Regions from separate parts of the Homo sapiens genome. Here regions 1 and 3 are each linked to region 2. Evidence: read pairs that join two places in POLR2A ChIA-PET (ENCODE). Cell type or tissue: CD4-positive, alpha-beta T cell. All regions are shown on one strand. Each heading gives the region's core, and the rest is flanking DNA. Links, peaks and the distances in the headings are about the cores only.

Region 1 (10,064 bases), core at 2,034-7,033, 130 kb after region 2:
ATTTTGTATGATTGCAACTGTGTTCCTGAGGGAGATTGCCAAACAGTTTCCTTTCTCATAATGTCCTCGTCAAGTTTTGGTGTCATGACTGTGCTGGCCTCAGAATGAGTTAAGCATCATTCCTCTCTCCTTTTGTATTCTCTGGCAAAGTTTATTTAACATGGATATTACTTTTTCCATAAATATCTTGTGAAACTTACTGCTAAAGCCATCTTAACCCTAAGATTTCATTTGTGCAAAGGTTTTTGATTACTTATTCAATTTTTAAAATAGTTCCTGGGACATTTTTCCCCCCCGGCTCACTTTAGCTAAGTTGTATTTTTTTAAAAGAAATATATGCCTTTGTTATACATTTTTGTATTTTTGACTTAGTGGTTTTTGGTGTCATGTCCTTTTCTGGTGTTTTTTATGTCTGTCAGACCTTTAATGATGTCCTCTTTTACACTCCAGATATTGGTTGTTTGTGCTTTTTCTCTTTATTGCTGCTGTTTTGTTTTGCTTTTGTTTTTCTTGGTCACTCTCTCCAGAAGTTTATCAGTTATTCTTTTCAAAGACTAGCTTTTGACTTTATGGATGTTGTTTGTTGAATATCGATTTCATTAATTTCTAGTATTTTTATTTCTCTATGTTCTGTTTTCTTAGGGTGTATTGTGGTTTTTGTAGCTTTTTGATATAGATACATAGAGCATTGATTTCAGCTCTGTCTTCTAACATATGCTTATATAGCTATACATTTTCCTCTAAATGCAACTTTATCTGCATCCCACAAGTTTTGATACGTAGTTTGACAATCTTTGTCTTTCAATTAGTTTGGCCCATTTACATTTAATGTAATTATTGATATATTTATGCTTAAATCTATCATTGTACAATATGAATTATAATTATCTCAACTATTCTAATGCACTTGTCTTGCCTTTAGTGTATGTTTTTAGTGATATATATATATATATATATATATATTTTTTTTCACCAGCTTGGTAATCACTATTTTGCTGTTTCTTTACTGATTATCAGTAGGATTTCAACAACTGTCTTTAATCTATCACAGCCTTATCTAAATTAATACTTTTGCCAATTCTGGCAAAGTAAGGGTCTGGGATACTTTAACTCTTAATTTATATACTATTTTGACCTGTATTTAACTCTAAACTTATCTTTAACATCACAAGACATTGTTGTTATTATTTTATATAGTCAAGATTTACTCATAAATTTATCCTTTCCACTTTTATTAATTTCTGCATGTCTGAACTTTCATCTGTGATATTCTTTGTTTACCTTAATGTGGGTCTAATGGTGATGAATTTTCTTTCTGTTCAAAATGTGATTTCAGGTTAATCTTTGAAGGTTATTTTTGCTGAGTATAGAATTCTAGGTTTGTATTTATTTTCTTTCAGCACTTTGAGAATGCCATTCCATTCTCTTCTGACTTCCATTGTTAATCTCCAGAAATGAGCTGTCCATCCTATTGTTCCTTCTTTGGAAATAATCTTTCTTCCCTAGCTATTTTTAAGATTTTGTCTTTGGTTTTTTGAAGTTCTTCTTTAATGTGCTTAACTGTAGTTGCTTTCATTTTAATGTCTTCTTTTTGGGATTTGTAATTCCTAAATCTGTTGTTTTATACTGTTATGAATTCTTAGACCTGATTATTCTCAAACTTCACCTCAACAGATACTGACTTTGCCCCAGTCTCTCCATTTAATCTATCTGGGATTTAGTTATACACCTGTGTTGGATTAGCTTTCAGTATCCCCTAAGTTTCTTAAGTTATTTTTGTGTCTTTGTTTCCTTTTTCTTTTGCCTCAGTGTGGGTATTTTCTTCCAATTTATCATCCACTTCCCTAATTTGTGCTTTACCTGCACAATAATCTGCTGTTAAACTCATCCATTGGATTTTACATTTATTTGGTTTTCAGTTCTAGGATTTTCATTTGGCCCTTTTTCATAGTTTTCCATAGACTTTCTTGATCTTATTTTTTTCTGCACGTAGTGCAGTTATTTTGGAGTCTGACTGGTAACACTCTCTGGCCCTGTGGCAAGGCTTTCCTGCCTGTTGTTTCTCTCATTTTTTTTTTTTTTTTTTTGGTCAGATTGTGTTTATTTCTATGGTTGGATATTTTAGGTTGCATGTCTGACTTTGCACTGTTGTGATGATGGGGGACCTGGGATGGTGACACATTCTTTTCGAGTGGACTTTGTTTTCCTTCTTGCAGTTGACCAGAAGTGGCCAAGTTTCTTAAGCATCTGAATGCAGTCAGGTCTGGAGCTGATTCTGAGTTGGGTTTCAGGCCTTCAAAGGCCTGGTGGATTTCTGGCCATCGTTACTCATAAGGCATATCCCTTTGAGGTCCTACGCACAAGCTCATGAGGTTTATTGGGGTCCTTTAATTTTCCTCAGTTTTTGTGGCCCTATCAAGGGCCTCTTCCGAAACCCACTGTTGAGTCTAGAGAACAGGCTACCCGAGGGTGGGGTCCTGCTCCCCGCGGTCCCTGTTTCTGACCTCGGCCCTGGTGTTCCATGCTGCCCTAGTTGTTCTCTGTGCCTTCACACAGAAGGCTAGGGTGCTTTGTCTAGATCTTCTGACCATTTCCAGTAGGTTTAATTGAATTACCTGAATAAAAATTCTTGAAGTTACATTATTGAAAACACCATGTGCTTGGAGTACTCCAGGTTTCCTAACCTGTTCTTTATACTGTTTATGTTCTTCGTTTTGTCTGGAGTGAAAGGATATGTTAATATTTGGTGTGTTTGGTGATTTGCCTTCATATAATTTTTAGATTGTGAAATTGGCATTTTGCTTTTAATTAATCTGCACTAGATTTGAAGTTTTTCCAAATAGGACATTTTTGTTCATTTGTTTGTATTTGAAATCCTTGTGTTCTAAAAAGAATTAAATAACTATTAAGTAAATTCAGTTTGTAAGTTTATTTTTAATGTAATGAATGTTATAACTAATGCTAAATTAGAATTGGGATATAATCTAAACTGTATTATTATGCCTATATTATGTTGTACATTTTTATAAATATTTGCTATTTCAGACTAGATATATTTTTCCTAAGAGTACATAGCTAATGCACTCTCTGAGTTTTTAGTTTATTCCTCTATTTAGCTATTTCCAAGTTCTTAGTAATTGTTTTTGTCCATAAAACTAACACTTTTATCAATTATCACAGCATTTTACTCTTGAAATAATAAATGCACTTTAAATGTTTTTTCACTTTAACTGGTAGAATTTCAAGGTAGAAGGCCTCTGAGGAGGGTTTATATTCCATTGTAGGTCTAATTTTTGCATCAGGATTTGAAAGTGAGTACCAAATCTGCCTGATGGCCCTGGCTCCTGGCACATTGATTAGATAAGGTGGTGACTTAATCCCCAGGGATTGCCCACAGGGGAGCGCTTCCAGACATGGCTGCAGAGGCCTTGAGGAGACGGGGCGGCATAGGGGAGAGCTTCCAGACATGGCTGCAGAGGCCTTGAGGAGAAGGACCCTGCAGACAGGGCTGCACACACGCACGCCTGGTCTTTGCATGCAGATCCGGGCCCTCTCGGTAGTGGACGGCTGTGCTGTGGGTCTCTGTTCACTCCAGGGTGTTCTGCCAAACTGATCCCAAGTGGAACCCGGCTGGCAGTGTTCTTGCTTCTGAAGCTGCCTAGTGCGTTGCCTGGGTTGAGGACCAGGAGCGCAGCTGAGCCCTCTGGCTTCACGTGTGAGGAATCTGAGTATCTTAGGGGCTCCACGGCCTGCTGGGCGGGGCCCACCCTGTGGGGTTGCTTTCCACTTTAGAAAGCTGCCTTCCGTAGACAATAGCACGCGGTCCCCGTGGGAGCCCTGTGCGCGGGGCTTTGACTTGTCTGGCCTGTGCTGGTGACGCTGCAGTGCAGGAGGCGTGCGTGGGACCCACATCGCGGGTGTGCGCCACGGGCCCAAGCACTGGGGCCTCTGCCTGGGGTCCGGCCTCCCCTCCACGCTTCTGTGGTTCGCCGGTAGCCCAGGGTGTATCCTATGTATTTTTCTTTGGAGTAGGGAAAATAGTTGCTTATCAAAGAATTGAAGTTTAAAATTTAAATATCAGCTGGGTGATTTGTGCCACAACTAACCAACAAATAAGAGTTTTTCAGATTGCTAAAAAGCAGCTTGGTCTAAATTACTTCCTCAGAGTTTACCAGACTCTTCCAATAAAAATACCATCTTGAGGCTCACAGAATATGAAAAGACTTCACTTCAGAAAACATTTTGGATCCGTTTACCAGCCCAAAACAATCCCTGCGCTGCATCCGAAGCGCCGTCCACCCTTAACTGGAGCTCTGGAATGTTCCTGCTCCCCTCTAGCCCCGTCACAGGCGGCCGTCCCGGTGGTTTTCACTGAGGATTTGGGTGGTCAGATTTTATTATTAATAATAAACTGTGTACAGTTGGGTACTTGGCAAGCTTGTGTCGGCTCTGCAGCCCTCAGAGTGTGGTCTTGTGGTGAGGACGCAGGGCCGCAGGCCCCTGTGGTGGACGCCACTCGGGGGCTCTTATGTAAGCGGGGCCCAAGCCGGCGTCTTCCCCCATGAAGGAGGTTCTTGTCTGTGCAGGCTGGAGGAGCAGTGGCGGGCCGGCGCGGGGGACACGAAGCACCGCCAGCATCTAAGCATTTGAAAACACGGTGCACAGCATCTGTTTATTCTCTTGGGTTTTTTTTAAGTGAATTTCTTATTGAGTATCTAATAAATATCATTACACTTATAAACATTTACATTACTTTTAATTTTAAATAATTCTGCACTTTTATTTATTGATACCAAGTAATGCAATTCATTTGACAGAACGGTGGCAGTTTTCATCATGTTTAGCAAGAACACACTGTCTTTAACCAGCTAGGTTTTGATTTAGATTAACGGCACTTGGGAATCTAAGACACGGCTCTTCACATAAGCTCGGGGAAGGAGCAGGGGCAGGCTGGACTCGGCCCGAGCAGTGTGGAGCGAATACAGCCCCGCTTTCTCTCACTGCGGTCCACACGCGCAGCCCTGCAGGGAATGGAGGGAGGTCACTGAGCAAGTCCTTTGCTCTGTGTAAAAATGACGTGAAAGGCTGATCCTGAAAGTCATTAGGTGTCCTTTCCATGAAGTTGTGCCTTCCTCAGAGGCAAGGGGGTGGAGAGAAAAAGGAGCACTTTCAGGCAGAAGCCAAGCAGAACCTGCCACAGCTCTGTCGTCTGGACTCGCCAGGCCCAGGCCACGGCCCTCCGGGAGCACAGCCGTCCCTCCCCGAACACAGCCGTCCCTCCCCACCTGCCCCGCCCCGCCCCACCCAGAGCTGCTGTCCTCCTCTCTCTGCCCCGCTCAGCTGTTGCTCGCTCATTCCTTAGGTCTCGGGTGCACTCTCTGCCCCCTGGTATGGGAAGAACTTGGCCTCTTTTATCCACCGCTTCATCTCTGCTGGCCAGAACGGGCTGGCATCTCATAGAGCCTCTGTAGAAGCCTCCATGCAGGGGATGAGTGATACTCAATGTGAATTAAGAAAAAAAAAAAAAAAGTAAAAGTAAAAATTAGGGAGATCTGCTATCCATTTGTTGAATGGGTTTTTTCATTCTAGAACTTTAAGTGAGAAACCTGTTGACAGATGAGCGTGTGCATAACCAGAAGTGCAGAAACGGGGTGGGGGTCAGAATCAGCCCCTCATTTTGAATACTCTCCTAGTAAAGTCTGAAAGATCAAAAGAAGATTCCTTGGTGGTTAGAAAGGTCATGAATCGAAGACTTACCTTCCTCGTGTTTCCTGCTGGCCAGGCCTATGCTGGGCATGGGTGGGGTGTGAACCCCAGTCATGTCTGCCCCCCACTGCATGGGGCATGAACGCCAGTCATGCCCAGCACCCAGCCCTGCATAGAGGGAGCCAGGCAGGACCCAGGCTTGTGGCCAAGTCACCCTTTGCCACCGAATGGTGTTTGCAGAAGCAGGGAGAGGACGTGGGTCATAAAGTGGGTCCTGTTCCTGGAGTGCGCACCCTCCCCCGTGGAGGGCCAGTGGATCCACAGTAACAGCTGTCCCTGGGAACTGGTGTTTTGAGCAGGTAAGGCTGACTGCACTGAGTTTGGGTCTACTGGAAAGTGTTGAGGGCGTCCTCGTCCCGCACACCGAGAACCTGCTTCTTGTCCTGCTCTGCTGCCTCCACTCAAGGACGGCCATGTAGGGGGACCTGCAGGGCAGTCCCCTCCAACAACTGGCCATCTGGGTCCTCATCCTCACTGTCGCTGTCACCAGCATCATTTTGCGGTTGGACTACTTCCCTGCACTGTCAGCAGCATGGGTAGTACCCAAAAAAATGTTATCCGTGTAAAGGCAAAAAATTGAAGTTACCCATTTCACTTCTTATTTCTTTTATCAGTAAAGTTAAGCTGATTTAACATACTCATTGGCAAATTTGCCTTCTCCTTTTGAAATTCGCCTTCTGTGTTCTCTGCTCACTTATCTTCCCCACCGCCCGGCCTTTCCTTTTATTCCTAGTTGTGGAGGCAGTTTGTATATTTACGAGGTTAACTCTCTGGTTTATGTCTGGGTCTGTTTTTCCAAAGTTAGCAGCCTGTTGCTGATAATCTTTTAGGAATGCCAGTGCTCACATGCCTGGGAATGGTAGAAGCGAATGGTTTCCATAAGTGTGTGATCTTCTGACCAGTCCCCTTACAGACAGACAGTTCAGCTAAAAGTGCTTCTAAGTGATGTTCGAGTCTAACGCCGGGTGCCCTGAAAAAGCATCCCTCCTGTCCCCCCACCGCCACCCTACCTGGGGCAGTGCTCACCGCAGTCACAACTTAGGTGATGAGACATCTTCAGCAGCATGAGCTGGGGGACGTCACAGGCACAGCTTGACTCGGGCAATGACATGATTTTCTCAGACCGACAGAGAGCCCTGAGCCTGAAGCCTCATGCATCACGGTGGCCCTTCCCGGACTCATGCTGGTGGTCGTGTAGTTAATGTCTTTGTGTTTCCCTGGCTTGGCTAGTGCAGGCCCCACCACAGCCTGGGTAGACCCTGTTTCCAGGCGTCTCATTGCTGACTGACCCTTGACCAGACATTAAAGTTCCACCTTAATGTAATGGGAGTGGGGTTCTGCCGTAGGGAACACAGAATGAGCCTAACTAACAAAAACTCCATTTGTGAGTGGCAGCAAAGACATTTGGTATGTGATGAAGGTGGCAAGGAAAAGACATCTTTCTAATGATATTAATCATTTATTAGCAGTTGGTCAGAATATCCATAGAGCCTTATATGCCAAATCCATTTCTGAGCCATCAGAGTGAGTCATGAAAAAATTTAGCAAATAACCAAATGAATGAAAACCCAGCACCAGAACCAAGGATAAAATTAAAATGATGGCTTATTAACCACTGAAAGGAGGAACAATGGCAGAGTTTTAAGGAAAGGGAAAACTCACAAAGGAAAAACTAAAATAGACTTTATAAAAACAAGCATTTGAACATTTTACCCAAATTGTAAAAGGAAACAAGAGGCAGGGTAAATGCACACACACACGGAGCAGCCGAGAGCCACGAACCAGGGCGTCCATGAGACTTGGTAACTGAGCCAACCTCACCTGAGGCGCACCTGGCCGCCTTTGTGTTCTCCATCCACAGTCGGGGGATGAGAATACCTATTTATAGCTCTCATGCGAGGCCGAACCAGGCCAGGGCTGGCATATACTAGGCTCTCGATACAGCCATTATCATAAGAAACCCACGCAACTCCAGTGGATACAAGTATGAAACACACACACACACACAGACCCACAACACCACTGTGCACATCGCCGGAAGATTCTAAGAACACATAAGCCAAGGACATGAATTATCTTGCAAGAGAGGAAATCGGCGCGTGTCCAGTGGTGCTCAGGGGTGCCTCACAGTGATGCCTGCTGGCTTTTGGATTTGGGCAAATGGTGATTTGAGGACCAGCAGGAGGAGCAGCTGCCCCTGCTGCAGGTGGATGGGTGGTTCAGGGGGTCAGCGTGTAGAGAAGTTTCGTTTTTCTTTTTTTCTTTTGAGACAGGGTCTAAACTCGCATTGCGCAGGGTGGAGTGCAGTGGCACAGTCTTGGTTCACTGTAGCCTGGACTTCCCGGGCTCAGGTGATTATCTCACCTCAGCCTCCCAAGTAGCTGGAACTACAGGCACATGCTACCACACTCGGCTAATTTTTGTATTTTTAGTAGAGACAGGGTTTCATCATGTTGTCCAGGCTGGTCTCGAACCCCTGGGGTCAGGCAGTCTGCCCTCCTCAGCCTCCCAAAGTGCTGGGATTCCAGGTGTGAGCCTTCGGGCCTGGCCTATGTGTAGGGATATTTTGGACAGCAATTTACCAAGATGTGCCGAGGGTTAGAATAGTAAGTTTGTTAGATGTAGTCACTTTGCCAAGATGTCCTAAGCAAGTAATTCTAAAGGTAGTCAGTGTTACCCACTCATAAATGTTCACTGCAGCGTGGTTTCTAACAACCAAAACTGTCTCCCAGTCGGGAAGTGGTTTTGTAAACATGCTTCACTCACCTCAAGGTGTGTTTTTGACCATTACAAACGCTATCTGAATATTATGCAACACTAGGAAGATACTTAAGGTGCTGTAAGAAGGATAGAAGTACTGTGTGGTTAGATTGGAGATCTGAGGCGAGCAGCCTCCGTGCTAACAGGCCTTGTGTTCAGGCGGTGAGAGTGGCCTTTTTTGCCAGTTCCCTTTAATGAGGCTTTGAAAAAGAATCACCGCCACGGAAGAAAACCACAGTTTCGACTTCGGTCCCACTTGGTGCAGTCACTCTGCCTGAGTCTGAGCTGCCAAGCTGGGGAGGACAGGCGCTGCCCTTTGATGCTGTTGGAAGCAGAGCCGGCCGTCATGTCGGCGCAGGTGTAGAAGGAAGCACGCCTGCCTGTGAGACTGGCTTTGTCCCTGCGTGATGCATCCATTTGCACAAAGCCTTCTCTCTTAGATTCTGCTTTGCGGTAGCAAGAATGCAACCACCACGCTGCCACTGCCTAATTCAGAGTGTTCTTTTATGTAAGAATATTAAAACTTCCTTCAGAAGTGGGTTTTGTGTTAGCTAACAATAAGTCTTTCGGATGATTAAATCTGCATTTTAAATAGAATGCAATGATGTAAAATCTTGATGGGAAGAAAACCTCTCATTAAAACCCCTCCCGGCCTTGGTTCTTTGAGGAAGCGCTCAGGAGGCCACAGCGTCCTGAAGGTGCATAGCCGTCCCCAGCCCTTCCCTCCCTCTGTGGCCCCGCTGCCCTGCATTGCTGCTGTAGGGCAGAGCCACACTTCACCCCCTGCTATGCTTTCTCCCACGCCAGGTGCCGTGGCCAGCACAGAAGTGAAGATGAAGTTACAAGAATTTGTCCTCAATAAAAAGAAGGCGCTGGCCCACCGGAATCTGAACCACTGCATTTCCAGCGACCCTCGCTACTGGTACGGGTAAGTGTGGGTGTGGGGAGCACCCCGGCCTCCTCTCTGGGGGCCCAGAGGACTGTCTGATCGCCGGTAGATTTGCATGGAGCCAGCTCTTCACCGGAGGCAGGGAAGGAGGGTGAGGAATTGAAACCCCAAGCACAGTGGTGCTCGGATGTGGGTGACGTGTTCTGGGGGTACACTCGTGCGGCAGCCGTCCTCACGGAGGGGCCCACCTCCAGAGTGACATGGTCTGGGGGTACACTCACACGGCAGCTGCCCCTGCCCTCACAGGGGGACCCACCTCCATAGTGACGTGGTCTGGGGGTACACTTCCACAGCAGCCATCCTCACGGGGTGGGCCCCCCTCCAGAGTGACGTGGTCTGGGGGTCCACTCACACGGTGGCCGTCCTCATGGGAGTGGGCCCCCCTGCAGAGGGACCGAGCAGTGCTCCGGAGGCTGGTGCCTGTCGTTACTCTTGGTAATGTTGTGCCATTTTTCAGCCACAATAAGAGCCACTTAAACTGGAACTCTTGTCTGAATCCTCTGTGCTCCGACAGCGCTCCCACCTGACGTTTCAATAATTCTTAGGCTAGTCAGGAAGCCCCCGTGGTACTTCTATTATTTTATACTAA
Region 2 (10,064 bases), core at 3,371-8,370:
AGTCCTCTGATGGGACCCCTCTTCCTTCTCTGTCTCCCCTGTCTCCCGAGCCCCAGGACTGCCGGTCTCCCATCTGCTTAGTCCCCAGCTGCGTCCCTGCAGGCTCTCCGCTCTGTTGCTGGTTTGGTTCGTCTGGTGTGTGCCTCCCCTGTGACATGCCGGGAGCAGAGCGGAACAGCTGTGCCAGTCCCTGGGCCCCAGCTGGACTGTGCTGGGTCCAGGGTCTATGAGAGCTGCTGGGAGGCCACCAGTGCAGGTGGGCAGGACCTTGCTCCGTGATTCTACCCATGACGCTTCTCACTCAAGGAATTGGCTTTTGTTTCAGTGCATCCTATTGAAAATCACTTAGCCAGTAAGCAAATGTTGGCCCTTAGTCTGTTAAACATTAATACAAATAAGCACGTGTCGCTGCCCTCCCGTTGTACAGTTGTACAGCTGTAATAAACACCACTCGCCCTGCCTCGTGTGCATGTCTCTTCTGGTTTCGGCACCCCAGTGCCGTGGTTGTGCGAGGGGATCAGAATATCTGCTTGAGATTAGCCCATGTCAGCATTTTATTGGGATTGTTAGGCACCTCCGTCCTGATCATTGCACCACGCTCTGTCCCTGTACTTAAATATCTCTACTTGGCATTTGAAACAAAACAAATAAACCTATTGTACAGGATGGACCAATCATGAGGCATTTTCACTCTGATGTTGGCAGTGGATGTGTTGACATTGAGAGGATATTCATGGTGGCAGGCTGCCCCCAGTTCCAGGTTTTGGATATTTGGAATAAGGTAGGCTATGACAGGCCGGGTGCAATAGCTTATGCCTGTAATCCCAGCACTTTGGGAGGCCAAGGCAGGCGGATCACGAGGTCAGGAGATCGAGACCATCCTGGCTAACATGAAACCCCGTCTCTACTAAAAATACAAAAAATTAGCTGGGCGTGGTGGCGGGCACCTGTAGTCCCAGCTACTCGGGAGGCTGAGGCAGGAGAATGGCATGAACCCGGGAGGCGGAGCTTGCAGTGAGCCGAGATGGCGCCACCGCACTCCAGCCTGGGCGACAGAGTGACTGCATCTCAAAAAAAAAAAAAAAAAAAAAAAAATAGGCTATGGCCATGAAGGGTTGCTTCCGGATTCAGTACATTTAGGAGGAAATAATGTTGTTCATCATATGACACAGTTAAGTCTCCGAGAGATAATTAAATGAAAATCATTCTAAAATGTTTGATTAAATGCCTTTCTAGCCTAGCCCCTGTAGGTGGAGTGTCATGATTTCCACGTTGTTGGGTGCTGGATAAATGATTTAGCCACAGTCTCACGGCTCTGTAAAGAGTGGCAGGCTGTTCCTATCACTGCTGATCCTGTGTGTGCTGTGCACCGGATGTGGGTGGAATGAGGCTGCAGGGGCACCTGCATCCCCAGTGGCTATGATGACTAAATGAGGAGGCCCCTGTAGAGTGCACAGCGTTCACCCAGTGACAGTGTGATTGTAATAGCTGGGGTTGCTGGGACCCTAGAGTATCCACGGTGTGCATGCACTTGAACTTCAGGATACCCTGTTTCCCTCTGAGGTGCAAGAGCTCTGGCGATTCCGGATCCCTACTGTGTGTCAGGTTCTGGAAGCATCTTCTCTCATCTCCACGTGATGCCCAGGGGCTCCCCCAGCTTCTGGAAGCCACCGCTTGTCCAGGGCACCAGCCCAGTCTGTCGTCAAGCCTGGATTTGATCTTAGGTCTGGCTGCTTCCGGAATACCGAGACGGGCCTCTGCTGTTCCCTGAGCTTGCTGTCAGCAAATGTTTGGTGAGGAGAATTATTTGGTTTGGAATTTCTTGTTTATGTTTTAGTCCATTAATTTTTTTTATCCTGTGAAATATTTTAGCAACCCTAAAGACCCATGACACACAGGTATCTCTTCAATATTGTGCTAATTCCTGCCTTTTTTTGGTGTCTTCTCATCTCAGCATCAGTAGTGGTGGCCATGTAGGGACAGAGGCACTTAGCAGCCGCGGCACCGGGAATAATGATTTGACTTGGGGGCCCTGTGGAAGAGGCACATGTTGCCGCTTGAATTCTAAGAACACTATTTACCTTTCTGTTTTGAAAGTTCACTTTCACTTTCAAGGTCTCAATTTTCTCAAAAGTTCTAAAGTGATAAACATAGTCTTTCTAAGATTTTCTTTTTGCATTTGTGGCCTTCGTTGTGGCACAGCCCTGTGTCAGGTGGGGCTGAGCCCAGAGGGTGCTGAGGGGATGGGGCTCATGGTGACAGCGTGGTGCAATCCCGAGGCAAGTCCTTGGCACTGTGATGGGCGCTACCATTGGGGCCTGGCATCCCCAGGCCTCATTAGCCAGCAGTGACCACAGGTGATGCACAGGCGTTCTCATGTCCTGCTTTGGATTCCCTCCGTTAAGGAAACCGCAGCACAGCACCGCTCCACAGTAGCTCATAGCCGGGCAGCCAGGGAGCCGCAGAGTCTGGACTTGACCTCTGCAACCCCGTCTCAACCCTATGCTGTCACACCAGTGTCTGAGTTAAATGGCAATGCAAAGCTCTGGGTCCCATCTTCTAGCGGGGACCTTTGTGGCTTGCCCACAGGTTGGTGGCACGGATCGCTGCTCTCTGGGACAGCATGGGACCCTTTCTGGAGCGAAGTCCACTTCAGAGACCCTGGGTTGCTGTCTGACAGAGCTGTGGGCCTGCCTCATCCTGCGGCCAAGGTTTGGGTGAGCGCTGGCTGCTCGTGGGAAGGTTGGGGGCTCAGGCACCTTTGTGATTGCCTTGTCTTCAGTCTCCACTTCTGTCAGAGCTTACAAAGAGCAGCACATGGGGTCCAGAGGCTTCTGGGGAGCCACCCGTGCCCCTGACCCAAGGATGCATAGGCCAGCCCTTGTAGGAAGCAGCATAAGACTTAATTCCTTTTTTTTTTTTTTTTTTTTTACATGAAAACAAACAGAAATGGGAGTTTTATTTGTTCCCTGCAGCCCCACGAACATCTTTTGGAGCCATCTGGAGAGCTGATCACTTCTTTGGCGGGGACAATCAAATATTGAATGTTGAGGGAAATTAGGGCAAATGGCTCCAGGACTGTCCACTTTTGACAGACCTGGTGAGTGAGTTTAATCATTAATCATTAATCCACGCTTTCTAAATATATCTGCCCCGAAGAATCTCCCGGGCGGAGGTGAAAGTCCTGGTTCCCATGCTCCCTTGACCTGACTGAAGCACAGCTCCGGGGCCCGACAGTGGACAGGCACCCCATTTCATCCCTGTCTGGGGACACATTTAAGCAGTGCTGCCTCGGTTTGTTATTTAGTGACTTATTTTCAAGGAAAAAGATCCAGAAATGATTAGATAAATGCGAAGTCCTAAAAAAGAAAACAGCGCAGTTTCTCTTAAATGCCGGCCAGCATTGTGACCCTGATCTGCTGAGGCCTTGGAAGGTAGTTGAGGCTGCAGGAAATGTCACGGGGTGACCTTTAGAATTAGAGTGTCAGCACTCAGCTGGCTGCCTGCATCTGAAAAAGGAGCCATTGTAGCCAGTGAAATGGGGAAAAACCAGAAAACCAGCTGGGCCAGGGCGCTGCAGGACTGGCCATGACCGCCCTGTGCCACTGTCTGCAGAGACCCTGGTCCAGGCGGGTATTGGCCTCCTTCTGGGCAGAGTGCTGGTGTCCACGCCCAGGGCACACATACAGCTAAGCACATCCTCTGTGTGCGTGCATGTGTGCATACCTGCATATGTGCGTGTGTGTGTGTGCTTTGAGAGTGGTGGCTTTCTGATTGAACAAGCAGAGTGCTCAAGGACACGGCTCCAGGTCAGCCTGTGCAGGCTCCAGTTTGGTGCTCCCCTTTTCTTGCTGGATTAACTTTGGACCATCCCTGAGCCTCTTTGTGCCTCAGTGTCCTCATGTAAAATGGGCGTGATAGCATCCTCAGCTCTCTGCTGCTTCTGTGAAGATGAAGAGTCCCTCTGTAGATGCGCCCATTGCCTGGTAGCTCTAATTACTGGCTCTTCCTTCAGCACCCTGTAAGAAGCTGTTGCAAATGAAGTGTGAGTTGGTGACAGAGCAGTGAAGAGGCTGAGAAAGACAATGAAGGGCTCTGGGGGCACTTGTGATGTGGTTTGGAGAGACAGCTGCCCTAGAACTCACACAGGTGGCCCACTTCTTTGGTCTGTTTGTGCAAAAGTCATTGGTAGTGATTTTGTTGGTGGTGGTGGTTTTGGTGAGGATGTCCATTTAAGAAATAAAATGAAACTGAACGGGAATGGTAAACGAGACACAAAACAGAATGAAAAGCCTCCCAGAGGCTGAGCTTGAAAGGAAACAGCAAATTACAAAGTGAGAATGCCAAGAGCTTTCTCCTTTAACAAACCAGGGTGCATTGTTCTCCTTTCTAATGATAAGGGAGGACCTGTTTGCTCTGGGAAGTTTTAGAAAGGACAAAGGCGTATGAAGGAGAGAGTCTCTGACTCCTAGTCCTGTCACCCTGGGTTCAGCTGTGAACATTTTCATGTGTTTCCTTCCGGCTCCCATCTTGTCTCATTCTCGTTGGTTTTTATGTAACCAGCTTTTGGATGAATAAAAATCTGCTCTTTTGCTTTTCACCCTTGCCAGTTTACTATAATCATCTTTTTTTTTTTTTTTTTTTTTTTTTTTGAGACGGAGTCTTGCTCTGTCACCCAGGCTGGAGTGCAGGGGCGCGATCTCGGCTCACTGCAAGCTCCGCCTCCCGGGTTCACGCCATTCTCCTGCCTCAGCCTCCCAAGTAGCTGGGACTACAGGCGCCCGCCACTACGCCTGGCTAATTTTTTGTATTTTTAGTAGAGACGGGGTTTCACCGTTATAGCCGGGATGGTCTCGATCTCCTGACCTCGTGATCCGCCCGCCTCGGCCTCCCAAAGTGCTGGGATTACAGGCGTGAGCCACCGCGCCCGGCCTATAATCATCTTTTCACATTATTAAAAAACCCTTAGCAGCTGTTCCCTAGCACTAAAAGTCTTATCAGACGGGCGTTGTCCCGAAGCCGTTGGACAGTCTCTCCCGGGCCTCCCACACACCCACCCCCTTAGTCAGAGCAGAGGCCTAGCTTCTGTGGCCCTCTGTCCTGTCCTGAGAGCGCACAGTCCTGACCTGGATGGTGCTCACATGACCCTGAGGGAGGAGTGGCATCGCCCCATTTTACAGATGAGGAAGCTGAGACGCTGAGCTCCTGGCCTGGGTGGGCTGTGCTGCCTCCGAGGCCTCCGAGGCAGGCCCACCTGCTCCCCTTCCTTCCAACTCCCTGTTCTGGAGCCAGCTCTGCTTGCTATCCTGAGCCTCAGCCATGAGGAATTCTGGGGTGCCCACAAATACATCTGTGTGTGCCCCAGCTGTTCCCACTACTGTTGTCCCTTCCCAGAAAGAGAGAGCCCCACCTACTCAGAAGCCTAGGTCTAACAGAGCTCTTCCCTCCTTTCCACCTTCAACGGGGACTTAGTTTCTGAAACACAGTGGCGCGACCTCCTTGCAGTCTCTTTCTCTTTTTTTTCATCTCTGCCCTGGGAGCCAGGTAGGCTCCAGACTCCCTATCAGCCTATCCACAGCTTTCAGAACCTTTCCAAAGTGCAGATCTGATCAGTCAGGCCTCTGCCAAGGCCCATCAGGAGCTCCCAGTGTCCACGTCCTCACGGCGAACAGCTTCCCTGAGTGTTCTGTGCCCAGGTTCAGAAGGGGCTGCCCCTGCCTGGTGATTGCGGTCCTTGTCTGAGTCACTGGGAGTTGATAGAGGTGGATCATGGGGCACTTCTGTTTTAGCGTAAATGTGACGCCTCAGCGACCCTGCACTGCACGGAGCATCCATGAGCTTTCTGCCCAACCTGTGAGAATGAGCTGCTCTTCCTCCCATAGGCAGCAGAGGGTGGGCTGGGAGACGATGGGCGGGTATTTGTGTGGCCCAGTTCTCTCTAGAAATGTCTCTGTTAAATTAACAAATGGCAAGTTAGTAAATTGCAAGTGGATGATTTAAAGTCCTCCTGTTACTTTTAGAGTTCTAGGGCCCTAACAGGTGCTTAGCAAATACTTGTTAAATGTTTTCCCACTAGAAAGGTTTTGTAAGGAGGAAGGAGGCTGGCGTTCTCGCCGTCAGGTTTTTATGCCATCCGCTGAGTGCAGGTATTTTGGGAGCACGTAAACTGTATGTCCAGGTGATACAGGTTAGCCTCCCAGTATAGGGTGCAGTGGACCCAAAACAGGAAAACCACGTGGCCAGGCACAGCAGCTAGAAGCGCATCAGCTGGAGAGAGCCCAGAGATGCCCTGTGCGTAGCCACTGCAGGAAGCCTGGAGGTGCCCTGTGCGTTGGTCTGGGGATCCCTGTGTCCATAAGCAGGTGGGCCTCGGGCTCCTGCTCTCAGCTTCTGCCTGGCTCTTGACCCCTTAACTACCTCATGGTAGCAAGAATGTGACCTTTCTCCCACGCTCCTTTGCTGCTCTCCGCCCTTGTTAATGTTCCGCCCCTGCTGGGGTAGATTGTATCCCCCTTTGATTGTGGAGGGTAGGGCCCTTCTCAAATAGGGTTTTCTGGGACCCTGCGGTTTTGCAAGGTGTTTGCAGTTATTCACCATAAAAACCGAGGGCAGGGGACAGGCCCTGGTCAAACCCCTTTGGGGGAAGCTCAGAGAAATTCAGAAGGCAACTGCTACATTCAAGCTCTGGGAAGCTCCCGAGTAGAGAAGCCAGCTGGGATCTGTCGAGAAGAGACTTGTCCAGTTTATTATTTCAGGGAATTTGTATCCCATGGACACAAATTCCTCACGGGATGCCCTTTGGGAAACGCCTTGTGAGGACTGACCCAGCTGGAGCAGGTACCTGGGAAGGAAAGTCATTTCCAAGGGATTCTGGGCTACCTGGGAGCTGGCCGCTGGCCTCACACCTGAACCTGAAGGCCAGGTGGGTGGTCTCATTTCATGTCTATAGGGACATTCAGCTGTTATTTTTTTAAGTAAAACTGTATCTAATGGAGCTTGCTATTTATTGAGTGATAACTTCAAATCGGAAATGTTCTTTTTCCCACTGAAAGGCCTGAGCAAGGTTTTGCTCTTAGTGCTGTTGCATACCTGTTTCCACCCAGCTTTTAGTCTCTTGTAATTTCTGTTTGGGTATTAAAAGGACGGTCTAGGTCCACGTGAGAGACCTGGTGAAAGAGAGCCTCCTTGGCTTCTGGTAATGAACTTCCATCACCCCCCTTCCAAACAAAGAAACAAAAAAGAAACAGTATCCTCTCGACCCAGCCTCCCGCCTTAGTCTGCTAGTTCATGACACTGGATCATGCCTTATTTGACCTGACCCATTACTTGGCTCGAGTTCCCAGATAGGATATATTGACTTGCTTTTCTGGAAGTAAAGAGATGCATTTTAGATGTGGGTTGGTGGGTCTGTATTTTCTGGGCCCTGCCAAGTATGCCCACAGGGGTACTGGTTTCTCGCTGGAGTGGTGGGGTCACTGCCAGCCCTTCAGATTTGTTTGGCTCTGTGCTCCAGATGGACAGCGGGGCTCAGCCTCCACTGCCCATCTCAGTGCAGAAGCTCTCCAGGGTCTTTCTGTCACACATCTAACAAACAGCCAGTGCTAGAAAGGGGTTTATCCTCGAACGCAGAGAGCAGTGAGTGAGGGCATCTTGTCTTCTGCCGTACCAGGTGAAGGTGACCTCAGGGTCCCCTGGGACTGCTTCTGCAGGTGCTCTGGGAGCCAGCGCATTGCAGCACCTGCCCGGCTGGGAGTCCCCAGCCACACTGACAAAACACCGGAACACTTGGGGCCCCACCTACCATCCTGGCCGTCCCCTTGCCTGCCTTGCCACGATGGGCAAGCACAGCCCCTGGCGTGGCCGTCCTGAGCTGGGCTGTGCGCGCAGCCCCTGGTGTGGCCGCCCTGAGCTGGGCTGAGCTGGGCCGAGCTGGGCCGTGCGCGCAGCCCCTGGCGTGGCTGTCCTGAGCTGGGCTGTGTGCACACACCAGCATCCTGCCCCATCAGTTGCTGTGCTGCAGACAAAGGAGGGATCCACTGGAGCGGGAACTCTTGCAAACAAAGGTTCTATTTTCATGCAAATGTAATCGGCGGCTCCCGGGGAGAAGGCCCAGCTAGCTGGGACTCTTGAGCTTAGGCCCCTTTTCTAGAAGGCGATGGTGGACACTGGAAATCTTCTTTATGATATCTGTGTGGACTTAGAAGAACCAAATAAGAAGCTCTTACATAGATATTGCCCTTCCCCCGACCTGCCAGCTAGGGCTGTAAGTAGAAATTAACCTAAATTAGGAAGATAATTGTCCCTGTGTTAATTGTAGGTTGTCTTTTAAAGCTGTTTTCATTCTCCAGGCCTGAGCAGCAGGCTGGCTTCGGGCCCTACCGTGGGTTGCTGCGCATTGACACCCATGAAAACCAAAGTTCCAGAGGGGCGACCTAGCGGCCTTCCTGCTTTCCAGAGCTCCAGGGTCTCTAGATGATGACGTTTCTTTGAAAATCCCACTGCAGCTCTTCCTGTGTGCCCTCAGGCCCCCCGCCACCCAGGGGACCCCTCTTTGAGGGCGATCAGGCTCTCAGCCCAGGCCATGTAAACAAACACCGGCTATTTTCAGCAAGCCTGTGGTGTCGCAGCTGGCCTGGCAAGGCCCATCCCCGTGTGCACTTGGCCCTGGCCAGCCCGGGCCAGCCCTGGCAGGCGAGCCATGCCTTGGAACGTTCTTACCCGCCATGCTTTTCAGTTTTGTCATAACACCCCCTGGCACTCGACGGCAGCGTCCCAGTCAAAAGGGGGCTGAACAAGGACCCCAGGGACTATTGTATTTGGGGTTTTCTTTGTTGGGAACTTGGATTTCTGTTTGAAAGTGCTTGGTAAAACCTGCCGTCCTCCCTGTCCCGGGCACGCACCAGCAGGTGGAGGCAGGCGCTGCCTTCTGAACGGCTCTTTCCTTTTGTCCTCGGTTTTCTTGAGGCCTGGCTCACTTATTCCATTAGTCATGATTGGATAAAGCTTTTAAAGAAAAATCCCCACCCCTTGCCTTACTGTGCCACGAAAAATTCCTGAGTGAATGAGCGAAGCCACCCACTTGATAGGAGCCCTGGAGGCTGCCTTTCACATGGACTTTCAGGTGGGCCAGGCCCTGTATAGAACCCCGGCCCTCCCCATAGTGCCCTAGAAACACACTAAACACGGGAGCGTGTGTGGTGTGTGTGTGAGTGCGTGCGCGTGTGTGCGTACGTGAGTGCGTATGTGAGTGTGTGCGTGCGTGTGTGTGCATGCGCGTGCGAACTGAATGCATGCGTGCGCGCATGTGTGGTTGTGTGTGCGTACATGTGTGTACGTGACTGCTTGTGCGCACGTGCCTGTGTGTGTGTGTGTGTGTGCCTACTCCCATTTCAGGAGCTTGCCCTGCCTGTTTGATTTTTCTAAAGATTGACACTCTAAATCCCCTTTCTCTCCAAAACTCTCTTGGGGTGATATGGAAGACTCCTAGGGTCTCCAGTTTTACCATATTCTCCCTAGTCCACACAGAAGGTGTCCTTCAGCCACATAAAATGGGCCACTCATTGGTGCTGGACATCCTCACGCCATTGGTGCTGGTGTCCCCATGTCGCTGGTGCTTCATGTCACGTGCCGTTGGTTCTGGGTGTCCCCACAGCCTGGCCTTAGGGTGCTCTGTTTCTTTATAGTTAAGGAATTAGCTCAGCTGACAGGGAACTAGGTAAGAGTAAAGTCTGATAACATGGAAAATGTTAGTGCACATTTGAAAAAAAATAAATTTAGTAAAAATGTTGATATATTTTAAGTTTGAATGACAAGACTTGAGTGAATTTTTCCTGGTTAATGTTGTGTCTTTTGATTAAGCCATTTCAATGGAGTGTACATTTATATTAACTCTTGATGCCTTTTTTATTTGCCGTAATTGGATTAGAAAATAAGATCTTTTCTGTAGTTGATAGAACTTTGTTAATTTTATTCTCTCATTTGTTTTCCTTAACTCAAAAATGGTGAGTAAAGATCACGATGCTGTTTTAAAATTTAGGAAGTGGTGAACCATCAAGAGGATAAGG
Region 3 (10,064 bases), core at 2,450-7,449, 57 kb before region 2:
CAAGAGCGTGAGGTTCTTCCAGAACATTTCTATTATAGTGAAAATGCCTGTGCTCTATTGAATCTGCAGTTGGGAGAAGAATCCGTTTCTAGCTGTCAGCACTATGTTAGGTGAAACCTTGCTAGACACTGGACATTTGGCTAGGAACCGTGCATGTCAGCTTGCCAGAATTATAGCTTTGAGAAGCATAATTGACCAGTATTAAAGTGAACACAGAACAGGGTAGGAGTGAGCACACATAGCCTCTTGGCAGTCCTCAGGTCTGGACTAGAGCTTATTCCTATTTGAAGATAAATAAACAGAAACAAACCTCACCTTTGGACCTGTCAAAAAAAGGGTATCCCAGAATGTATGGAAGAGGGAAATACCCTGAAGTGCAGAAGAATATGCCTCTGAAAATGAAATTAAATCAGGAAAAAATATTTTCAAAAGGCTTTGGCTAGAAGAATACCTGGCTCAACAAAGAGAAGCAGAAGGTGATGTATGAGGAGGGACTAGGCCGAGTGAGAAGATGATGAGATGAGTTTAAAGGGAAGTGGTTGAGAACAAAGAGTTCATGGCTTAGTTAAAATCTGTATTTGAAGCCATAAGGAATAAAATGGATATTGTGGAAAATAGCAGCAGTGAAGTGAAGAACATACTTGAGAGGCTGCCTGGGAATGCAGAATAAACAACAGATGTGTCACCGGTGAAAGAGGCCAGATCTGATGGGGAGACTTCAGCCAAATAGCATAGGAACTCTGAAGAAGCCAGAACAAGTTTAACAAAAATAATAATCAGTGACATAATTGAAGAACATTTTCCTGAGCAGAAAGAAGACCTATATTTGTTGAAAGAGTCATGTTTTGAACAAAATAAAAGACTCTTACTTATGTATCTTCTGACAACGTTTTTGAATTTTAAGATTCAAGAAAAAAATGCCAGTAGATTCCAGGCAGAAGAAAATGGTAACAACCACAACATCAAGACTCGGCCCCCAAAGTTTTACCTGGAAAGAAGCTGTAATTGAGCTGGACTTAAACTTCCCTACAATGTTGAGGGGGGAATGACATCCAAAAATTTTGAGGGGGGCATATTTGTGATCTAAGATTTTTATACCCAGCTGAGATGTGTTTTTTTGTGTGAAGGATACTGTCATCTGAGATTTGTGAGGGTTTGAAAAATATGCCATCTACATTCCCTTCAAGAAAATGTCTCTTTCTGACCAAGAGATGAATAAACATTCTGACCCTGAAGACAAATAAGTCATTGTCATTCCTAAGGAGATAACCAGATACAGAACAACAGTCATGAAGATATTAATCAGAGTTGTAGATACAATGAACATAAAGTTGGAAAGCATCTAGATAGCCAGCCTTGGGGGCGGGGGTGATTCTTTACATGATGAACTGGTTAGAGTTCTTTGGTTATAAGCAATTGGCAAAAAAAAAAAAAAAAAAAAAAAAAAAATTTCTAGACTAATTAAATCAAGAAAAGGAATTGGTCACACTTTTAAAGAAAGATGAACACAGAAGCCTCTGAAAGCACTTGAGCTGGGATCAGCCAGGGACTCTCAGTGGTAGGAGTGCTGAGACTTGTCTCTTTTGGGTTCATCTAGTGACTGATCTATTGAAGAGGCAGGCCTTGGAAAGAGAACTTGATGAGCTCAGCTGGTGCCACATGCCACTCTTTGGCCCGACACTTCCCTGGGAGCAGCAGGCTCATCCGAAGCTCCTGAAGTGGGGCGGGGCAGCTGTCTATCCACACATGGAATAGGAAACAGCCCTTCAAAACGAAGCTTACCAGGTATTGTTAATGCCATTGGAAAATGCCTGGCTGTAATATCAGCACAGAGAACGTGATAGACAGCTGTATCACTAGAGGTTCGTATGGGCAAAAGGCAAAGAAAAACAACGGCAAGGAAGCATGTCAGAATGTTACCAAGGGCTTGTCTGTGTGTGATGGCATCATGGATGACTTTTTAAATACTTAACCTGTGATGCGCATGTATTGCTTTTATAAGCAGAAAATGAAAACCTGAGAAAATGGTCATTATGAAGACAGAAACATGAGGGAACTATTTTAGGTTATCATGTTACGTGAGGAATGCGGACTTTAGAATTAAATTCTGTGATTACACAGACATTGTGACTACGAATGTCTATGGATCCAGGCTGATGCAAGCGTGCAGTAATGACATTTTGTGGTGGGAATGTGCTGAAAGTGATTTTTCTTTTAAAACATTTTATTTCATATTTATTTCATAAGCTAATATGACAGAATAAATTTATATTAGTTGGAAGATACTCTGCTTCCTTTCAAAAGCCTAATGTTGGAGAAACTTCTGGAAGGGGTAAGGAAGGTGTCTCTAGATCAGATATTTTGAACCAGGGGATGATATTATCCCCCAGAGGACCTTTGGCACTCCCTGGAGACATTCTTGGTTGTCATGACCTGGAAGATGCTGCTGGCATCTGGTGTGTGGAGGCCCAGGATCCTGCTAAATATCTTATAATGTGTATGGCAGCCCTACACCCCAACACCTAAATACGCAAACCAAAATCCCAGTGGTACTGAGGCTGAGAAACCCTGCTCTCTGGAGACATTTTTACATGTCTGTGATTTACTAACAAAAATCCCACTGCTCGTATTTGTAGAAATGATTCCGTCGAACTGTTCTATCAGTCCTTGGTCAGAACAAGGATAAAGAAGGAAGTTGGTGGGGCGTGGTGGCTCAAGCCTGTAATCCCAGCACTTTGGGAGGCTGAGGTGGGTGGATCACTTGAGGTCAGGAGTTTGAGACCAGCCTGGGCCAACATGGCAAAACCCCGTTTCTACTAAAAATACAAAAATTAGCTGTGCCTGGTGGCATGCACCTGTGTTCCCAGCTACTCGGGAGGCTGAGGCAGGAGAATTGCTCGAACCCAGGGTTGCAGGGGTGGTGGAGGTTGCAGTGAGCCCAGATCGTGCCACCACACTCCAGCCTGGGCGATAGAGCAAGATTCTGTCTCCAAAAAAAAAGAGGAAGTCATCATTTCCCTAGTTGGATGTTGTTTTCCAGATCGGAACTTCCATGTTGTAACTCCAGTCTCTTTTCTCCTTCTGACCTTGCAGGTTCATCTGCAGAAGCCAGCGGACGCCTCTGTTCAACTTGTGGGTTACCTGGCTCATGAGACCTTGCCGGCGAGGCTCGGCGCTTGAACGTCTGTGACCCAGCCCTCACCGTCCCGGTACTTGTATGTGTTGGTGGGAGTTTGGAGCTCGTTGGAGCTATCGTTTCCGTGGAAATTTTGAGCCATTTCGAATCACTTAAAGGAGTGGACATTGCTAGCAATGAGCTCCCAAAGCCATCCAGGTAAGGCCGGGTCATTTCTTCTCTGGGCACACAGCGGGGCTTTCTTTGCCCAAAGTAGAAGTTCTTGTGACTGCAGCTTGCTTTCTGGATTTGAGACTTTTGTTTTTCTTGATAGTGGTCACTGTTGGTTTTTGACAGCACAAAGTGCAAAATGGATGGTTTATTCTTCCTCTTGGTGAAAGAAGAATGATAAAACCTGGGAGGATGTGGAGTCAAGTCTGCGACCCCGGTTTGCAGGCTGACTTGAGAGGCACACAGGTTTCCTCGATGCTTTTTGACAAGGGTGATGTTGAAAGGTCAGGTTGTGATGTGGAGAGCTGGTTTCTTGCCCAGTGTCTTTGTTGTTTCATGAGGGGTTGTGTGAGGGGTGGGAGTGCTCCTCCAACTGGGCGTCTGGGCTGTCTGGGAAGAAGCTCATGTTCCCACTGAGGTCGTGGCCACAGTTGCTCCTGGTGTTTGAGGGCCTCTGTGAGGGGCTGCACTAAGCATTTTACAAGCATTTAGTACAGCCCCAGATCATCTCAGGCCTGGAGGGAAGAAGTAATTTGCCTGAGGTCACAGAGCTGGTAGGTGGGGGACCCACATGATTGGGAAGCAAGCTTGTCCTGCTCTGAGCTTCAGAAGCATGTCATGGGCCCATCCATTTACGACTTCACACTTTCTGTCCTTGGAAAGTCACCGAGAGCGTGCACCATAATGAAACCTCGAGGCCTGCCGCCGACCTGCCTGAGTGTGGGGCTCCTGCAGAGCCAGTCCTGTGCTGCCCAGCTTCCTGCCACTTCCAGCGCACCGTGGCCTTCAAGGGCACTTAGCCATCGACTTCTGTCTTGCGTCCACATGAGAGAGAAGACGGTGGCCACTGGACAGACGCTTGGACAGGCACCTGAGGCTCTGTTAGCCTTGGCTCTGGGTCCTGCTCCTTAGAGCAGAGGCAGAGAGGCTCAGGGTCTGTCTGGGTCACTCTCTTTGAGATTGCCGGAACGCTTACACACATCTTTCCCTGGGTGGAATCGTCTTTGTCTGAAAATTCCAGAGGGCAAGATTCCAGGTTTTTTTAGATATGAAAGTTTTATTGAGTTAAATTGTTTATGTATTGACTGATGTAAAGAAATGGTTTATGATCATTCCAAGACAAAATTAAGCGCTATGGCTCAAAGTGTCTAAATAGACATTGAATGGAGCTGGCTCTCTCCCTCCTACACTGGGCTGCTGTTGGGTGAGAGTGTATCTTTTTTCTGTGTCTAAACATAGTGTGATGTGTGTGAGCATTTTCATAGAGTATAATTCTATAGGCAGGGCCCTGTGTTTTACATTCTGTCCATTTTAATGTGTTATAAGCATCTTTTGGTATCAGTATGTGTGCAAATATAACTTGCTCTTTTGATACCTTGCGAATGGATATTTATGTGGTTGTAGCAGTGTTTATACCAATTCCAAATTGGCATCAAACAATTATTATACATATATTTTGTAAACTTCTAAGTATCACTACTAGACAAATTCCAGGAAGTGGAAGCTGGGTCAGTGAGCCCGTGCACTTAAAACATCATTAGGTTGACTGTCAAATTGCTCCAGAAGCCTCGTTCCAACTGATCTTCCTAATTCCAGTGTAAGAGGATGCATATTTTTCATTTGTGCTGTACCAGCACTGGGTAGGTTCAGTCTCTCTCATTTTTGTCAGTGTGCTATGGGAAAATTATTGTTTGAGTACACTTGATTATTTTAATGGGGGTGCATATTTTTGTATGACTTGGTGTACACATAATCATAATTTGTACATGCTCTGCAGGCATTTGAAGAGAAAGTATGCTCTTAGGATTTTGTTTCAGTCTAAAGACGTCTGTATGTATGTATCAATATTGTATTTAAAGTTCTCGGCCGGGCGCAGAGGCCCACAGCTGTAATCCCAGCACTTCGGAAGGTCAGGGTGGGCAGATCACAAGGTCAAGAGATTGAGACCATTCTGACCAACATAGTGAAACCCCATCTCTACTAAAAATACAAAAATTAGCTGGGCGTGGTGGCGTGTGCCTGTAGTCCCAGCTACCCAGGAGGCTCAGGCAGGATAATCGCTTGAACCTGGGAGGCAGAGGTTGCAGTGAGCTGAGATTGCGCCACTGTACTTCAGCCTGGCGACAGAGCAAGACTCCGTCTCAAAAAAAAAAGTTCTCTCATTTATATATATTTTATTTATATATAGGAGGATATGTATCCTTTCTTTATATGTTGTTTTAATTATATATTAACTCAGTTGAGTTATTTAAATCAGTATAGCTTTACTTATTTTTTTCTGTCTGCTCGATTTCTTGGAAAAGTGTATTTTTCTACTGTGATTATAGTCTTATAATATTCTTTTTACATTAATAACCATTTTTTGCTTTATATAGTTCAGTGTTTTTTTTTAAAGCTTAAAAATTAATGACTGTTCTTTTGGTAGATCAGGTCTCTTATCAAAATATAATATATTTCTCTTTGTTTAATGTTTCTTTGACCGAGAGCTTATAGTGTTTCATGAGGTATTTCTACCCTTGGTTTCTTTTGGCTAACAAATATTTCTCCATCCGCTTGTCTCTAACCTTTTCAGGCCGGGTTCTTTGAGGCTCAGCTCTGGAAACCGCGGGGTGCTGGGTTTGTTTGGCCTTTTCTGTGGGAATTTCAGCCGCTGCGGTTCAGTTTGATCACCGGCCTGCCCGGGCCTGTCCTGCCCATGTGAGTTGGGTTGTGTGCGCCTTATTGCCACCCACGACCTCTCCATTCTCTCTCTCAGTGGGTTGGAGGCTGAAGACAGGCCGCACTGGTGAGGGCAGGGCTGCCCCTTGGCCCAGCCCATTCTCTGCTCTCCATCTGTGCAGGGGGTACAGCTGAGGTGGTTTGCCTGGGGCCTGAAGTCTGCTGGCTGCCTCCTCTGCCCTGTCCGCTGTCATCTTTCCCTGCCGTGTCTGCCCTTCCGCCCGGAGGTCCCTTGGGAGGCAGGACCCCTTGTGCCCAACACGTGCATACCACCACCTGCACACACTGGCTGGTGGCCCAGCGGCCTCTGCCCACGTCTCAGGCGGGGGATGGGGCTTGCCCAGAACCGTGCCCTCCCTCCTGGGCGAGGCCCACTCGCTTGTGTGCCTTCCCAAGCAGCTCCATCCCCAGAGATCTCTAGTTTCGGGAAGTTCCTCTGTGTTTCTTGTCAGCTGATGCACCTGTCCGTCCGCTCCCAGGCATTGCTGGAAGTGCTTTCCAATCCTGCTTTTCATCATTTTAGTGGGTTTTGGGAGGAAGAGAAATCATTAATACTAAAGGATTCAGTTTGCTCTCTTGAGCGGGAAATTTCTAGGTGTGTCAGAGCACAGCCACGGAACCGCTGTCCCTTTTCCTTGAGCCGAGGAGCCGAGTCCTGGCAACGTGGTGTTCGGGGCCTACCTGGCTGCACCTCCCCTCCCTCCGTGTGTCTCTCGTGCCGTCCTCTGCTAGCTGGCCCTGTCCTTCGCCCTGCCCACCCGGCTCACTCTTGCCTGCCTGGCTCACCCTTGCCTGCCCATCTGGCATGGGGGCCCTGCTCCTGTGTGGCCTGGTGTGGGTGCCCGTGCCGCCCTCACTCCCTGGGCAGGCCGGGCTGGGGGAGTCCAGCCGCCCATGGGCCCCCTCTCACATTTGTCATGTGACTTGGCTTTGCCCTGCTGATGAAGTGCCCTTCTAGTGCAGTGTGTGTGGCTTTCCTCTCCTGTGTTCTGTGAAAGTCCTCTGCTGCTGGGTGAGTTTTGTGTTACGGTTTTATTGCTGTTCCCGCTGAACTTTGCCAGAGCCAGGCCCTGGTTCTCTGACGTCAAAGCTGCTTAACTGTTGGGATTTTATTGCTCTAAAGAACGATTTCTAATGATGTGAGCGGCCTGAGGGAAGAACCTGGATTGACTTAGCCTGGAAGGGCTCTCCTTTGAAAGGAGGCCCTGGAGCCTTACGCCCCTTGCCCGGCCAGCCCTCCACACCCTCCCTGAGGGGATGCGCTGTGGCAGGGCAGGATGCGTTTGTCAGGACACAGAGCCTCTGCCTTGAAGCCAGAGTCCCTGGCATGAAACCGGGAGTGTGGACGGAAAGCCCACGGGGGCCTGCTGGCAGGACAAGCTACGCCTCCTTTTTTTTCTCCCATTCCCTTGTTTTCCTCCAAGGACAGTTCTCCAAGTAACTGTCCTTGTCTTTCCTTGTGGTTAAGGGCTTAGGATACTGGTGACTTGACTGGCCAGCAGGAAAGGCAGACGTTGTTACTTGGCCACCCACTTAACACTACCCCGTCCCTCCAGTGTCATTTACTTTCCCTTCCGGAATGTTCGTGCCTAGAGAAAGTCTTGCCCAGAAAAGTTCTCAGTGTCAAGGAGCCCCGCAGTGGATTTGCTGGGACGTGGATTTGCTGGGACGTGTCTGTGGTCAGCGGGATGGTGCTCTCGATAGGAAGCAGTGCATTTGCTGGGACGTGGATTTGCTGGGACGTGTCTGTGGTCAGCGGGATGGTGCTCTCGATAGGAAGCAGTGCATTTGCTGGGACGTGGATTTGCTGGGACGTGTCTGTGGTCACCGGGATGATGCTCTCGATAGGAAGCAGTGGATTTGCTGGGACGTGTCTGTGGTCACCGGGATGATGCTCTCGATAGGAAGCAGTGGATTTGCTGGGACGTGTCTGTGGTCACCGGGATGATGCTCTCGATAGGAAGCAGTGCATTTGCTGGGACGTGGATTTGCTGGGACGTGTCTATGGTCACCGGGATGATGCTCTCGATAGGAAGCTGGTTGAGCAGGCAGTGGTCGGTAACTTGAGCATCCTCTCGCTCCTGGAATCTTGGTGCGAGGTACGGATAATGTTTAGTTCAAAACAAAATAAGTGGCCGGGTGCGGTGGCTCAAACCTGTAATCCTCGTGCTTTGAGAGGCCGAGGTGGGCAGATCATTTGAGGTCAGGAGTTCGCGATCAGCCTGGTCAGCATGGTCAAACCCCGTCTCTACTAAAAACACAAAAATTAGCCAGGCGTGGTGGCACGCGCCTGTAGTCCCAGCTACTCGGGAGGCTGAGGCAGGAGAATCGCTTGAATCCGGGAGGTGAGGTTGCAGTGAGCCGAGATGGTGCCACTGCACTGTAGCCTGGCCGACAGAGCAAGACTGTTGTCTCAAAACAAAAAAAAAGGATTTTGTGGGAAACGTGTGTAACTTAAGATCAGTGTGTTCATTTGGGCCATTCTATGATTTCTTAATATTCTGTTCAGTCTGAGCTACCCCCATCCACATAAAAGCAGCTAAAAAGTCTCTGTCCACAATGACTTGGTGATGAGTGAGTTCATGGTAATACAGTTGCTTCAGACCACTGTTGAGTGTTAACCCTGTGAGTCCAGGGAGAAGGCTCTCCTCTGGGATTGCTTCCAGTCCTCATGTTCTGCTCTAACTTTATTTGATCTTGAATCTGTTTATTTTAACTATTGTGGCCGCCAAGATTATTATATTTTAATATAGAAATGATCCATAAAGATGCATTTTTATGGCATTTAAATAATGCTCTGCAGTGGTTGAATGTCTCAGGAATACCACAAAGTGTCTGTGTGTATGTGTGTGTTAGAGTGTGTGTTAGGGTGTGTGTTTTAGACAGGTTGTATGTGTGTGAATCAGGGTGTATGTGTGTTAGGGTGTGTGCGTGTGATGGGGTGTGTGTTTTAGACAGGGTGTGTGTGTTAGGGTGCGTGTGTGTGTTTTAGACACAATGTGTATGTGTTAGGGTGTGTGTGTGTTTTAGACAGGGTGTGTGTGTGAGAGACAGGGTGTGTGTGTTAGGGTGTGTGTGTTTTAGATAGGGTGTGTGTGAGACAGGGTGTGTGTGTTAGGTGGTGTGTGTGTGTTTTAGACAGGGTGTGTGTGTGTGAGACGGTGTATGTGTTAGGGTGTGTGTTTAGACAGGGTGTGTGTGTCAGGGTGTGTTTTAGAGCGTGTGTGTTAGGGTATGTGTGTGTTAGGGTGTGTGTTTTAGACAGTGTGTGTGTTTTAGACTGTATTAAGATATGGGTGTGTGTTTTAGACAGAGTGTGTGTGTGTTAAGGTGTGTATGTGTGTTTTAGACAGGTGTGTGTGTTATGGTCTGTGTGTGTGTGTGTGTGTGTGAAGGTGTGTTTGTGTGTTTTAGGGTGTGGTATGTGTTAGGGTGTGTGTGTCTTAGACTGTGTGTTAAAGTATGGGTGTGTGTTTTGGACAGGATGTGTGTTAAGGTATGTATGTGTGTTTTAAACAGGGTGTGTGTGTCCTAGACTATGTGTTAAAAGTATGGGTGTGTGTTCTAGACAGGATGTGTGTTAAGATGTGTGTATGTGTGTTTTAGACGGGTGTGTATGGTCTGTATGCGTGTGTGTTAGGGTGTGTTTGTGTTTTAGGGTGTGGTATGTGTGTTAGGGTGTGGGTGTCTGTGTATTAAAGTATGGGTGTGTGTTTTAGACAGGATATGTGTGTGTTAAGGTATGTATGTGTGTTTTAGACAGGGTGTGTGTGTTTTAGACAGTGTGTGTTGGGTGAGTGCATGTGTGAGATGGGGGTGTGTGTGTTTCAGACGGTGTGTATGTGTGTTAGGGTGTGTGTGTGTTGGGTGAGTGCATGTGTGAGATGGGGGTGTGTGTGTTTCAGACGGTGTGTATGTGTGTTAGGATGTGTGTGTGAGAGTGAGTGCAAGTGTGTGAGACGGTGGTATATGTGTTTCAGACGGTGTGTATGTGTGTTAG

The links. Peaks named below come from ENCODE experiments on the same cell type or tissue, not always from the same donor. Only the 100,000 strongest peaks of a DNase experiment are listed, where the experiment ranks them.
Region 1: POLR2A ChIA-PET joins it to region 2 with 5 read pairs; 2 of 35 experiments call an interaction of 5 or more read pairs at or near these places.
Region 3: POLR2A ChIA-PET joins it to region 2 with 8 read pairs; 5 of 35 experiments call an interaction of 5 or more read pairs at or near these places.

What each region holds. Positions count from the first base shown.
Region 1 is chr2:239,163,193-239,173,256 of GRCh38, reverse strand. HDAC4 (histone deacetylase 4) reads left to right here. Exons shown (of 27, transcript NM_001378414.1): 6 at 9,334-9,454. Among named protein-coding and RNA genes, the nearest start is that of HDAC4-AS2, 25 kb to the left of the region's middle. In CD4-positive, alpha-beta T cell, for the core only: no CTCF peak of the experiment used is centred there; no DNase peak of the experiment used is centred there.
Region 2 is chr2:239,289,895-239,299,958 of GRCh38, reverse strand. All of the region lies in intron 2 of HDAC4 (histone deacetylase 4), which reads left to right. Among named protein-coding and RNA genes, the nearest start is that of MIR4269, 11 kb to the left of the region's middle. RefSeq lists enhancers at 3,200-3,815, 3,816-4,432, 7,708-8,239, 8,240-8,769 and a silencer at 5,742-5,801. In CD4-positive, alpha-beta T cell, for the core only: no CTCF peak of the experiment used is centred there; DNase peaks (open chromatin) are centred at 4,088 and 5,778; H3K4me3 peaks cover 1,633 bases; H3K27ac peaks cover 1,240 bases.
Region 3 is chr2:239,345,948-239,356,011 of GRCh38, reverse strand. HDAC4 (histone deacetylase 4) reads left to right here. Exons shown (of 27, transcript NM_001378414.1): 2 at 3,094-3,334. The coding sequence starts at 3,313. MIR2467 (microRNA 2467) reads left to right here and starts at 4,208; the gene lies at 4,208-4,288. RefSeq lists a silencer at 3,352-3,545. In CD4-positive, alpha-beta T cell, for the core only: no CTCF peak of the experiment used is centred there; no DNase peak of the experiment used is centred there.